2 separate regions of the Homo sapiens genome follow, and region 2 is linked to region 1. A link is a contact called in ENCODE Hi-C data. All regions are on one chromosome and are shown on one strand. The core of a region is the stretch at or near the end of the contact, and the rest is flanking DNA. Distances in the headings are between cores, read along the strand shown.

Region 1 (5,608 bases), core at 1,234-3,733:
TAGTCAGAATAACCACAGTGGAGGCAATAGGTGGGAGTGATAATTCCAACATCTGCTTATTCTAATTTATTAACTGATCCAGTCATTTATTAAAAGATCACATACACTTATTGCATGTGAACTTTATGCCAGTCACCATGCAAAACGGGTGCTTAGTAGAATGGAAATAACTAGTGTTTGGTGGCAGAGGCAAATGCCTGACCTGAACAATTACTCCATGCACTGAAGGTTCTAACAAGTATGAACCTTGCAGCAGGACCACAAAGGAGGTGGTGGTATATCATCTGTGATTTATTTGTCTACAGACAAGGTAATGCATGTGTATATAAATCTATTTAATTTGTACCCTATGAAGATCAGGGGTTCTTTGGAAGAACACCCAAATAATTCTAATGAAGAATCTAGGTTCTATGTATATTGAGTTACCTCTACACAGAGAGGTTTACACTCTAGGGCATGCATTTCAAATGCTGGTATCAGAACATGCTCAAAGGGGATTGCTAACTACATAATATAGATTAGAAATAATGTTTTTATGAGTGAAACAGTGTTTAAGATATGTGCGTGGCTATTTGACTAGAATAATTGTGTCCTTACATCACTTTTGTTTAATGGGTAAATAAGAATTTGATGAACCAGGCACTTGAGTCCCTCACACTAGTGCTATAGAACTAGAATTTCATTTGGTCTTGTTTTATTCCACTTAAAAAAGATTCTGCCACTGAACCTTACAAGAATAATGGTTGATCTTGCTATCAAAATATTTGTTGTATTTGCCTTGGGTCAGTCTTTCAAACACATTCTCTGTGTTTGACAGAAAGTCAAGACTTCAACAAGTCTACAAGAATTGGTTGTAAAGTTGTTATATGCCTGCTTAGATAATAAACATCACTTTGGGTGTCAGTATTTGGTCTGAAAGCAAGTGGTATACTTTCTTTCATTGTATACCACTCAATTGAGCTTGTGGAAAGAGCTGACATATAGTTTCTACCTTCTTCTAAGTTTGGAGAAGATACCAATATTTACCAAAGATCTAAATATAAATGGCCATATTGACTTAGATCAGCTCTAAACAGACAGCTTCCTGGAGGAAGTGATGCTTGTGTTGGGTTTTGAAGCCTCTCTAGTTGTGCTCCAGCTTTTATAGATTTGAAAACCAGCCAGTCATTTCCCCAACCTGCTAAACAGAGCTGTGCAAAGAACACCAGCTTGAGAATAAAGTGAATGTCATTGGAATTCCAGTTCCCTCACTGCTTCACTTTTGACCTCAGGAAAGGTTTGAATGACTCCAAGTCTGTTTCAATGTCTGTAATACAAACAAAAGTTTTATTTGAATGATCTATTGCATTCCTCTGCAATTCTTTGATGGTACATACTGAAACACGACTGGGTTGAACAGATGTGTCCTTTAAGGAAAAGAGAAGCTCATGATGCTGGTGAGAAAAGAATCAAGAATCAAAGGGGAGACTTTTCTGAGTCATTCATCTCTTAGCAGTTATTTGCTGAGGGCCAGGTCTCTTATATAGTTATTTAAGAAGTACTGTCTAGTCAACATGGCACATGTCAAACTAGGCTGTATATTTGGGCAACATCATCCCCTTTCAGTGTCATTTTTCTCATCTAAATTGGAGGCTAAATATCAACAATTGTAGGCTGGCTTTGAAAAGTAAAGCTAATGTTTGTAAAGGGAAAATGCAGTCTTGGGTATATAATAAGCATGTTAGGAATGATAGCTATTATTATCATTACATTAATGACAAAATACCAAACACGGTCACAGAACTGTACCAGGGCAGTGGAACACTGGAGGAAAAGAAGAGAGGGACTACCTATACTTTGAAAGAGAGTGAAAATGAGTGCTGTGGTATGAGCTGTTTTTTCTGAAAAGAAAAGGGAAGCATAAGTTTCAAGAAAGATTGTATATGAACAGGCACATACAATCTGAATAAAAATATTAAAGAATACTTGAAGAATGAAAGTAGACTGGATAACTGAAATGAAGAATGAGAGTAATAAGAGATAATCCTATAACATAGATAAGGACCAGATCAGGAAGGGGAAGAAAACTGATAATTGTTTTGTACCCTATTTACTACACAGAAACCTAGGCATATTTAATTATTTACTTTTCAGAACCACCCCACAAATTAGGTGTTTTGAACCGCATTTTACAGTTGAGAAAGCTGGCCTTGGGAGTCATTTAAAAGGTTTACATATTATTCTTTCAGTGATAGGGAGCCTCTGAGAGCCTTTAAGCAGGTGAATGACATAAATTATGCAGTTACCAAGAAAGCTGGCTTCCCTGGAGATCCTTACAGAAATGAGGCCACACAGCTACCTTACAGATCTTTTCAAACAGCATGTCAGGAGCCACATGGGTGAAGCAGGAAGCAGGAATGACTGTCAGCAGAAAGGCTAGGCTTGGCTGGCTCCAGCTGGGGGAGGGATCTCTGGGGAGACCTGTCATCCAGGGCTGCAGGCTTGTTCCATATCCTCTTCTTGCTCTTCCAACAGACTTTCCCCTGCCAGATACAGGTCCCACAGGATGACTGCAATGAGCTCATAATTGTGGGGAGAAAAGTTAGTCTGAGCTAAATCACTGCTGTGGAACAGAAACAACCTTGACTCAGAACAGCTGTTTCTGAAAAGTGTACTCAGAGCTTTCAGAACAGCTTGTAACAACCCGGAGTAAAGAGCTTGGGCAAAAAGAATGTGCGACAATCTATGTGAAAATAGAAGTATGATCAAAACCCAGAATTTCAGAGTGGAGACTGAAAGAGAGGTACTAAGGTACCAAAGGGAAGCCTATCTGGGTTTGGAAAATTTGGTAGCAGAGATTTCTTAATATGTGACTGAGTAGCTTATGCCAAGAGGAAAACATCATAGAATGGCTCTTCTATGCCTGCCCCCAGCTGCCCACAGCTGGAAGCTGTGATGAATCATAAAAGACCTCAGAACTGGTTCAACACCAAAGAGTTTAGTCTTTTCACTGTCTTTACATTTGGGGAAACTGAGGCTCAGAAAAGTAAATTAATCTAGATCAGCTAATTGATTTGCTAATTGATTTACTCATTGAGACCCCAAAAATTTCAAGATGAAGAGGAATCAATGAATCTTAAATCTAGCCTGATTTTTGTGGTCAAGATCACCCTTACTTATCTCTGAAAATATTACAACAATGGGAAGTTAAGAAGAAAGAAATGTCAATGGTTCATGGTTATCAAAAGGGAGCAGCTATATCCTGGGCTCCTATTGAGTTAAGGATAGGGACAGGAATTAGACAAGCTGGGTGGAAGGGATGCAAAGATTCTGGGTTGCACCTGGGCCAGGGTGTGCCAGGATGTTAGCCCAATGGCCCTTCAGCTGGACGTGGGTGTTCTTCTACCATAGTGTACCTATGAGTAACAACACACCAACAGCTTCTACTGAGGATCCTGCATATTCTTTTTGGTATCTTCATATATAATATCTATAAATGAAGAATGAGACTATCATAATGTGAAACTATATGATAGGGTGAATCTTGGTATTTATTTAGAAAAGCATACAGGAGGTAGCTAATTGAAACAATTTTCTTTCTTTTATTTCTGTAAACCATCTCTTTATGCTATTACTTGACTGCTCTGGATACTGAAAAATGATTTCTGATTTAGTCCCAAAACATATGCAGTGTTTTCATAAATTAACAACTCTAACTTATAACAACAACAAGCACACTGGCCACATATAACATGATTGAGGTCTAGATGTTTATCCAATCAGAGTTTAAGGTGAAACTCCACTCAACTGATTTTATAGTTAATAAGGGATTCAGAAAGATGAAAATTCAGAACCTCCCATGTTCAAATGAAAGTATGAATGTTTGAAATAGAGACAGCTGTTTTGTTATTAGTTAAATATTGGATATATTTCATTCTATCAATCAGTGAAAGAAATGATGGAAGGGGCATGCTTTTTGGCCTTTTAGATGGAAGAGCACTGACATTATTGACCACACAATATAAGTTAGATTTTTTGTATGCATATTCACTGCTGACTTGCATTACTTACATTAACTTATTGACATTCAAAGCAGCCTTATGAAGTATTTTTCACATTGTGCAAATGATGAAGTTCCAAGAGGTTAATATACTTGAGCAAAGTCATATAGTTTATGTCAGAGCTAGAATTAAATCCATGTCTGTTTGATCTCAAGTCAACAGTGTTTCCACTTCATCACTTTGAAGAAGTACATGACATCTGCCAGATCCCATGCAAGAACAAGAGTATGTGCCAGGACTAGACACTGGACACATCTGTTACCTGTTGGCAGACTAGATGGAATATATGAATGGCTTCTGCCAAGAGGCCTGCAAATTGTCTTTGATGTCTTCATATCTGAAATCTATAACTTTGATGAATGAGGCTATCCCACTGTAAGACTATATGACAAGGCAAGAAGGCCTGTTCTTTCTCACCTATGATTAAACAGGCAGCTGAGAATAATATCCTTAAATGTTTTACTTCAGGGTTCCTCCCATCCAAATTGGGACTCCTGGTAGGACATCTTGCTATTCTCTGAGATGAAGAGACCTTAGATGAATCCCTGTTTATGGTTTCCTCTGGTTGCCTTTTATGTGAAAAGTTATTCATACTCAGAGGAGATGAGATGATATGATCTGGGGTCCAATTTGTTGAATACCATAATGTATTCTGTTAATCACTATCACCCCGGAGCCTGACTATCACAGGGATTTTTTTCTTTTTTTTTTTAACCCAAACTTGGCCAATTTCTGTGGCATATTTTTTGAGGACACCACAAAGATTGCCTATAAATTGATATCTCTCTCCAAATTTAAAACTTGCTCAGCTAAAATCCGTTTGACTTTTCAGGCTCAATTTTCCTTTAGGCCTCTCCTTGCTTTCCTCCTGTGCCCAAAGTCAATGATTTTCTAAGAGTCCTCTTTACTGATTGCCTTGGGCTCTACTAGTTATGGGATGAAAACTTGAATTGACCAGCAGCCAGGACATTGGGGTGACACAGCATCTTCTACAAATAAATCTGTCAGAGGTAAGAATGGGCTTCTGCTTGTTAACAAATGTATTGATCATGATAAATGTTGGACCAATTGTCCTCAGAAATGGACGATAGTCTCAACACACACTACTTGGGGGTTGTAGGTGAGCTGTTCTTTCATATCTCTGCTTATCCTTTTTTCTATAATAGGCTTAAACCATGGAGGTGGGAGGGGATAGGGGAGCTGGTTGATTGCTTGACAAAACTTCAAGTTTCTTAGCAATAATATTTCTAATATTCAAGAATTAATTATTTTCAAAAAGTATTAGATAGGAACCATTGCCTGGACTTCAATGTTTTAAAACTACCCATGGATACGGTAAACTTTCAATTAGTTTACTCAAAACACATTGGTTAAAAACTCGCATCTGCCACTAATTTTCTGAATGACTTTTTAAAAACATCATCTCTCTCAAAATCTGAGTTTCTAATCCCAAAATGAGAAGATTGGACAACATCAGAACAGAAGCAAGTTGTATATTCTATGCCTAATGCAAGCATTACTAGTTCATTTTTTCTCCTGAATGTAGATGTAACTGAACAATCTTTCAT
Region 2 (5,608 bases), core at 1,156-3,655, 140 kb before region 1:
GACATGTAGCGAGGAAGGCTAACTCTGGAACTTGGCACATTCAAGATTTTCTTCACCCATGGGACCCTCTGTGGGGCAGCTGAGATTTCTCCATTCATCACTTCATAACACCTGTTCCTATGCAGAACAAAGCTTGGGACTGATGGTACTTCCTGCTTCTAGGGCCCTTGGCAGCTCCAATCAGAACATCATCTGCAATATGCAGGTGACAATATGGAGTTCTAGCAGAGGAATTAAAAAACGCATTCAGTATACACTGCTTCCGTTTACCATGTCTGTGCTTCTCCGTGCTCTAAAGTCAAATTGCCAAAATACTAGGCCCTGTTTTCCCTATCCTTATGAAACAAGGGACTGTGGCACTGATGATACTTTTCTATGCCTGTTTAAGGAAGGTGACTGAACAACTAATATGGAAAGCAGGATATCTTTCATAAGAAGCAATAAGGAAATACACTCAGTTATTTTCAGTTCTGTTTGATGTCAGCTATTGCTTCTAACTTTGAAACTCTAGCTTCTCAATGTTTCAGCTTTTTCCCTTCCATTCTCTGTCCATGTCATTTTTATCCTTCCTCGTTATCTTGATAATGAGTTTATGTAAAAATTAAAGTCATAAACAAGAATTTAAAGAAAAAATATCTAAACCCATTGCACATTTGTCTTCATTGGCTCTGTGGGCCCCTCCAGAGTTTTCTCAGGTGTCTGGGGACTTAATTCTTCCTCAGATTTGCAGAGCCCCACAGTGTTTGCAAATAACATTGGCCCAGTGGAACTGCAGCCTGGAGACTATAATGCTTTGCCTAACTTCCTTAGTCAGCACCTGCTCTGTGTCCATCCACACTGGATATGATGATGCGTTCCATTTTACCTAAAGTAAACATGGTTTAGTGAATTTCTCTCTATTTTAGAGTCTGTGGAATCAAAGAATACTAAGGAAGTGTCTGGAGAAAACTATTCCAAGGTGAGAGACCCACAGCTGGAGTCCAGTTCCAGTGGTAAGACAAGAACATGAGAGGAAGACGGAGTACAGGTTGGAAATCAGGGGAAAACCCAGATGCTGCTTGGGCCTGTTTCCCACAGTGGGGGCTTTGGGGACAACACACACAGAACAATTGATGTGTACAGTAACAGCAATTTCCACAAACATTCTGCAATCCCTTTGTTCCCCAGGCAGAAGAACATAGGAATAGTCAGACATGCTGTCTCCCTCGAGGAGCTTATGCTGTTATCAGTTTATGGCATCTCAGCTTCTAATTCACTCTTTTAGCTTGTTCTATGAAAGTGGATCTGGGGCCTTTAAATATTTTTTCTCTACTAGCAAACACAATGCTAAATTTTGATAGTAGCGAGTGCTTGAGAGAAATTTCAGAAGAAAGGAAAGAGTTTTGCTTCCTGCTTCCAGTGTGCTCCTTGTGCAGACTCCTGCTGAATTATGTGGTTTCTCTAGGTCGAGCTCCTGTCACACACAGGACTTCCCCAGCAGGGCCTGCACTTTCTCTGGTGTCCAGGTTCTGCAGTGCACAGCAGCCAGCAACTCCTGGTGGCCAGCAGCTGCCTCCAACGACCTCCTCAAGCGGTTTTGTAGCAGAGTGCTTCTGATGAGACATTTCTCTGTGAACAGCTTTCTAGCAATTTCTGTAATTCCAGCAAGTCCTTTGGGTGTGTCAACAAAGAGAACTTGCTGTCCTTCAGTGAACTATGGCCATGCATCCCCAGCAAAAGAAGCAATAAGGTACTCTAATTCTTTGCCATCTCTGCTTTTAAGATAAAAACCAGGCACTTGAGTTGTTTCATTTAAAAAAAAATGAAAATTTTTTTTTAAAAAAATCAAAATTTAAATGAAGGAAAATATATTAAAAATTAATGTCATTTTTCCATCTTGGAATCAAGACATGGCACTTCCTTCTTGGGGAAAAAATAGATGTGTGGAAGAGAACAGAATTGTAGAACATCTGAGCTAAAAGGAAGCTTTGAGATCATTTATTCCAGTGACTTTATTTTGTAATAAGAAACTGGAATGAAGTGGCTTATACAAGGGCACACCGTGGAGAAGGTCAAGTCCTCCAGACTCATCACAGTGCTCTTTGGGTGGTTATATAAAACTCCTAGGTGTTTCTAATATGCACCCGGGATTAGAAACCATAGGCCTAGGTGGAAAAATGAAACCACATATACAAGTGCACAGAAGAGGGAATGTTCACAGGATTCCATGTATCTCATTAAGTCTAGTGTCCAATTTCTTTGGGTTTTAAAAAAAAATCCACCTTTCTTGGGCTTCACAGACCAGGAGATACTCACATGGAATGAGGCTGTAGTCATGGTAATAAACAGTATTGTTTGGTAACTACCCTTTTAGCAAAATCACTGAAACTCTGGCCCCCAGATTCCTCCTCCTGTTTGTGAGCTCCTAAGGTGACCCTTTGGCTCCTGAGCAACCATGACACCCTTGGCTACACCAAAGCTCATTGTAAGGCCCATGATCATTCTTTCTTGGCCTTACCTGTGGCTTCTGTATGGCTTCCTGGTTCAGCACATGGTTATTTTTCCAGCAAGTCTTGATTCTACTTCAGTAGTCTCTATGCTGAATTTTTTAGTAAAATTTAAAATGTACATTTGGATTAACATATGGTGGCCAGTATTTTACCAGGCCAAGATGAGATCTTGAGAAAGAAACACTATTTAATATTATCTTTTCACAAAAGAAAGAATATTCAAACTCCAGAATATAGAAAGGAGGAGATATTTACATGAAGAACATATTTTTAAATTTAATAAATTTTTTTATATAAAATTAACTACAGAATTTTTTTTCTCATTTCTAGGAAAATCATTACAGATGGACTCCATGAACCAGTGTTTAGAAAGCGCTGCTATATGTTTTTAGGAATACATAGGGAATTTGGTAGGAAGATTACGTAAGTACACCTGCGCCATAGTACTTTATCATCCACACCCTTCTGATCCTCAGCCAGGTCGGGTGAGGGTCTCCCAAAAGCAAGAGAATTCCATACACTCCTGTCAATGTTAAGGATAATAAGGATTTCTCAGTTTACTAGGACATGTTTTAGTTTCATTCTTTGGTTGTGAGAAAGAAGTCATCTGCATTTTTTTCCCAAAAGAGGATGTTGATTTTAAGGAAACATGTGGGCTAAAACTAAAATTGATCTAGGAATCAGAAACTCTGTTTATTTCTTGGGCCCTTACTCATGATCTTTGTACTAAAAAAAGTAAACAAAAAAAATTTTAGCATGAAAATAAAAATAAAATATGTTTACCTGAAATGTTTGCTATAGAAGGGGTCCATCCATCAGATGAACTGGGCTTTCAGAATAAAAAGTACACTGTTATTCCAATGAAAAAGAAAGTTATAAATGGCCTAATCATTGGTAGAAAAATAGAAGTTGTGACTTATAATTATAATTATTATATCTATAAGGATTGTTATGTATTATATTTCTGATTAGGGAATCAGAAATATATAGGAAAGGGGCTCAAGACACTATTTATTTGGGGGGATAGTATTAGATAGCGTGTTCTTGTATTTTGAGGTTTATTCCTGAATTCAAAGTATATTTTTTACGATTACACTAAATAATAAACATATTCATATGGAAGAGGGCAAGGTGTCAGTCTTGTATTTTCATATGTTTGTTGATCTCCCTACATGTGAACTAATTCTTTCAAAATTTTTTACTTCAAATTTCTGGAAGAAAACTGTGATTAACCATACTTACTTCTTCATGTCAAGTCAAAAATCACCATCCAGGCTTTATTTTACTACTTTTACATGAAGTGCTCATCTTTGGTTCAAATAGCTATAAAAAGTGAAGGACATGGGTTACATAGTAAAAGAAAGGCCATCTACGGGCTGAAGGACTGGTAGATTCCTTAGAAGCGGGTGTGATGAGGAAAGTAGCTTAAATACTATAGTCCAGTACAATGGTCTTAGCCTTTGTTTTCAGCCATTGGCCTAAACTCATTCAGTCGTTAAGTATTCATGAAATCCATTATACCCTTAAGCAAATAAAAAATCTGTTAACCTACACTTCAGTCTGCCTCAGGCATATTCGGAGTCTCATGGGGGTATCTGTGAAGAAGACGAGCACAAGAAAGCCTAAGTTCAGTACACACAGTAGGACTGAATCAGGTATGCTTGACAGATTACGTCAGAAAGACTTTTAACTAATCAATTTCCTTAAAGCAATTTTGATTAACCTAGGCTAATCAAGGTAGTGAATGGTAAATGAAGACATAAATAACCTCAGTAAATGAGATTTTCAAAGAATATGTAAATTGAGAAGGATGTGCTAATGATGTGATGTCGTTCATTCATGTGTCAGTAGTTGTTGAAAATATACTTTTATGCTTTTTAAAATTAGGATAGTAATTATTTTATGAGGCATCACAATAAAATCTCTCCCTTGTAAGTGTTGAAACTAGTTGCCATAATGTCCCACCAGTGAAATTGTGTGAGCTCCTCTTTTAAAATTTTAGAAGTTTGAAGAAGCGAATACTAAAGATTTTTATGAGTTTATGTAGGTATTGAAGAAAAAACAGTGCTGTCATGCTACCAATAATATGAAGGTCATGGCCCACAAGTGTTAACTATATTGAAAGAAAATGGGCTGGGCGTGGTAGCTCAAGCCTGTAATCCCAACACTTTAGGAGGCTGAGGTGGATGGATTGCTTGAACCCAGAAGTTTGAGATCAGCCTGGGCAACAAGGCATACTCCTGGCTCTACAAAAAATACAAAAATTAGCTGGGCCTGGTGGCATGCGACTGTAGTCCCAGCTTCTTGGGAGGCTGAGGTGGAAAGATTGCTTGAACCAGAAAGGTTGAGGCTGCAGTGAGCCATGATTACGCCACTGCACTCCAGCCTGGGTGACAGAGCCAGACTGTCTCAAAAAAAAAAAAAAAAAAAAAAAAAAAAAAAACAGAAAGAAACAAGAAAAGATAAAGTGTTATGGTCATAAGTAAAGAAATATTTGAGACTGACAGCAAAGAAAGCTTTAACATGTTTCTGGATAGCTGTGTAAACTTAGCCAAGACACTTATCCTTAGTTTCCATTTTACAAGCACTGGAAACAGAAAAAACAAACCAACAAAGCTTTTTCAGATTGAACGCATTGTATAAAGAATATTCTTACACATTCTTAAAGGGGAGAAAATGAGCAAAGTACATAAATAGACAGAGAATGGGAAAATTATTAAATTATGAATTGAATTGGATAATAAAGAAATGAAAGAGGAACAAAAACAAAAGGAAAGAAGAGAAAAATAGAGAACTGGTACTTTATATGTATTTGACTTTTACCTGACACAAAAGAGTGGGGAAACTCAAGTCCAGGCATCATGGGGCAGATCCAGGCTTCTGTACTTGTCAGCTTTGTGACCACAACCAAGTTCCACTGGTGCCCCTGAGACGTCAGTCATCTCATTTATAAAAATAGTAGATGAGATGATTTGCAGGGTACCTTCCTGATTTATAACTTGGCTTTATATAATTGTAAAAGGAAAGGATTTCATTTTGCTTGTCTTAAACCACCAGATACCAACTGTGCCTCTGCTGTACCGAGAGACAAATAAACCCAAAATGCTTTCATGACACAA

Evidence for each region. A loop is a pair of places that touch in the nucleus more often than their neighbours do. Pooled maps may share reads with other maps.
Region 2: a loop to region 1 is called in a map with no recorded cell type, with 9 times the contacts of the local background. The contact joins the promoter of LINC02650 here to the enhancer-like site in region 1. A Hi-C loop is called at or near these places in 1 of 168 maps with a recorded cell type or tissue (GM12878), 28 of 37 single-sample maps with no recorded cell type and 4 of 50 pooled maps.

The regions. Positions count from the first base shown.
Region 1 is chr10:83,537,011-83,542,618 of GRCh38, reverse strand. The region is part of intron 1 of LOC105378394 (a long non-coding RNA gene); the gene reads left to right. Among named protein-coding and RNA genes, the nearest start is that of LINC02650, 140 kb to the left of the region's middle. Within about 2 kb of position 2,483, at least 6 of the 41 ENCODE cell types and tissues checked have a DNase peak (open chromatin) inside an H3K27ac peak, as active enhancers do; they include GM12878, where a contact is called at or near this core.
Region 2 is chr10:83,673,886-83,679,493 of GRCh38, reverse strand. LINC02650 (long intergenic non-protein coding RNA 2650) reads left to right here and starts at 2,405. Exons shown (of 5, transcript NR_134317.1): 1 at 2,405-2,464; 2 at 2,820-2,912; 3 at 4,049-4,144.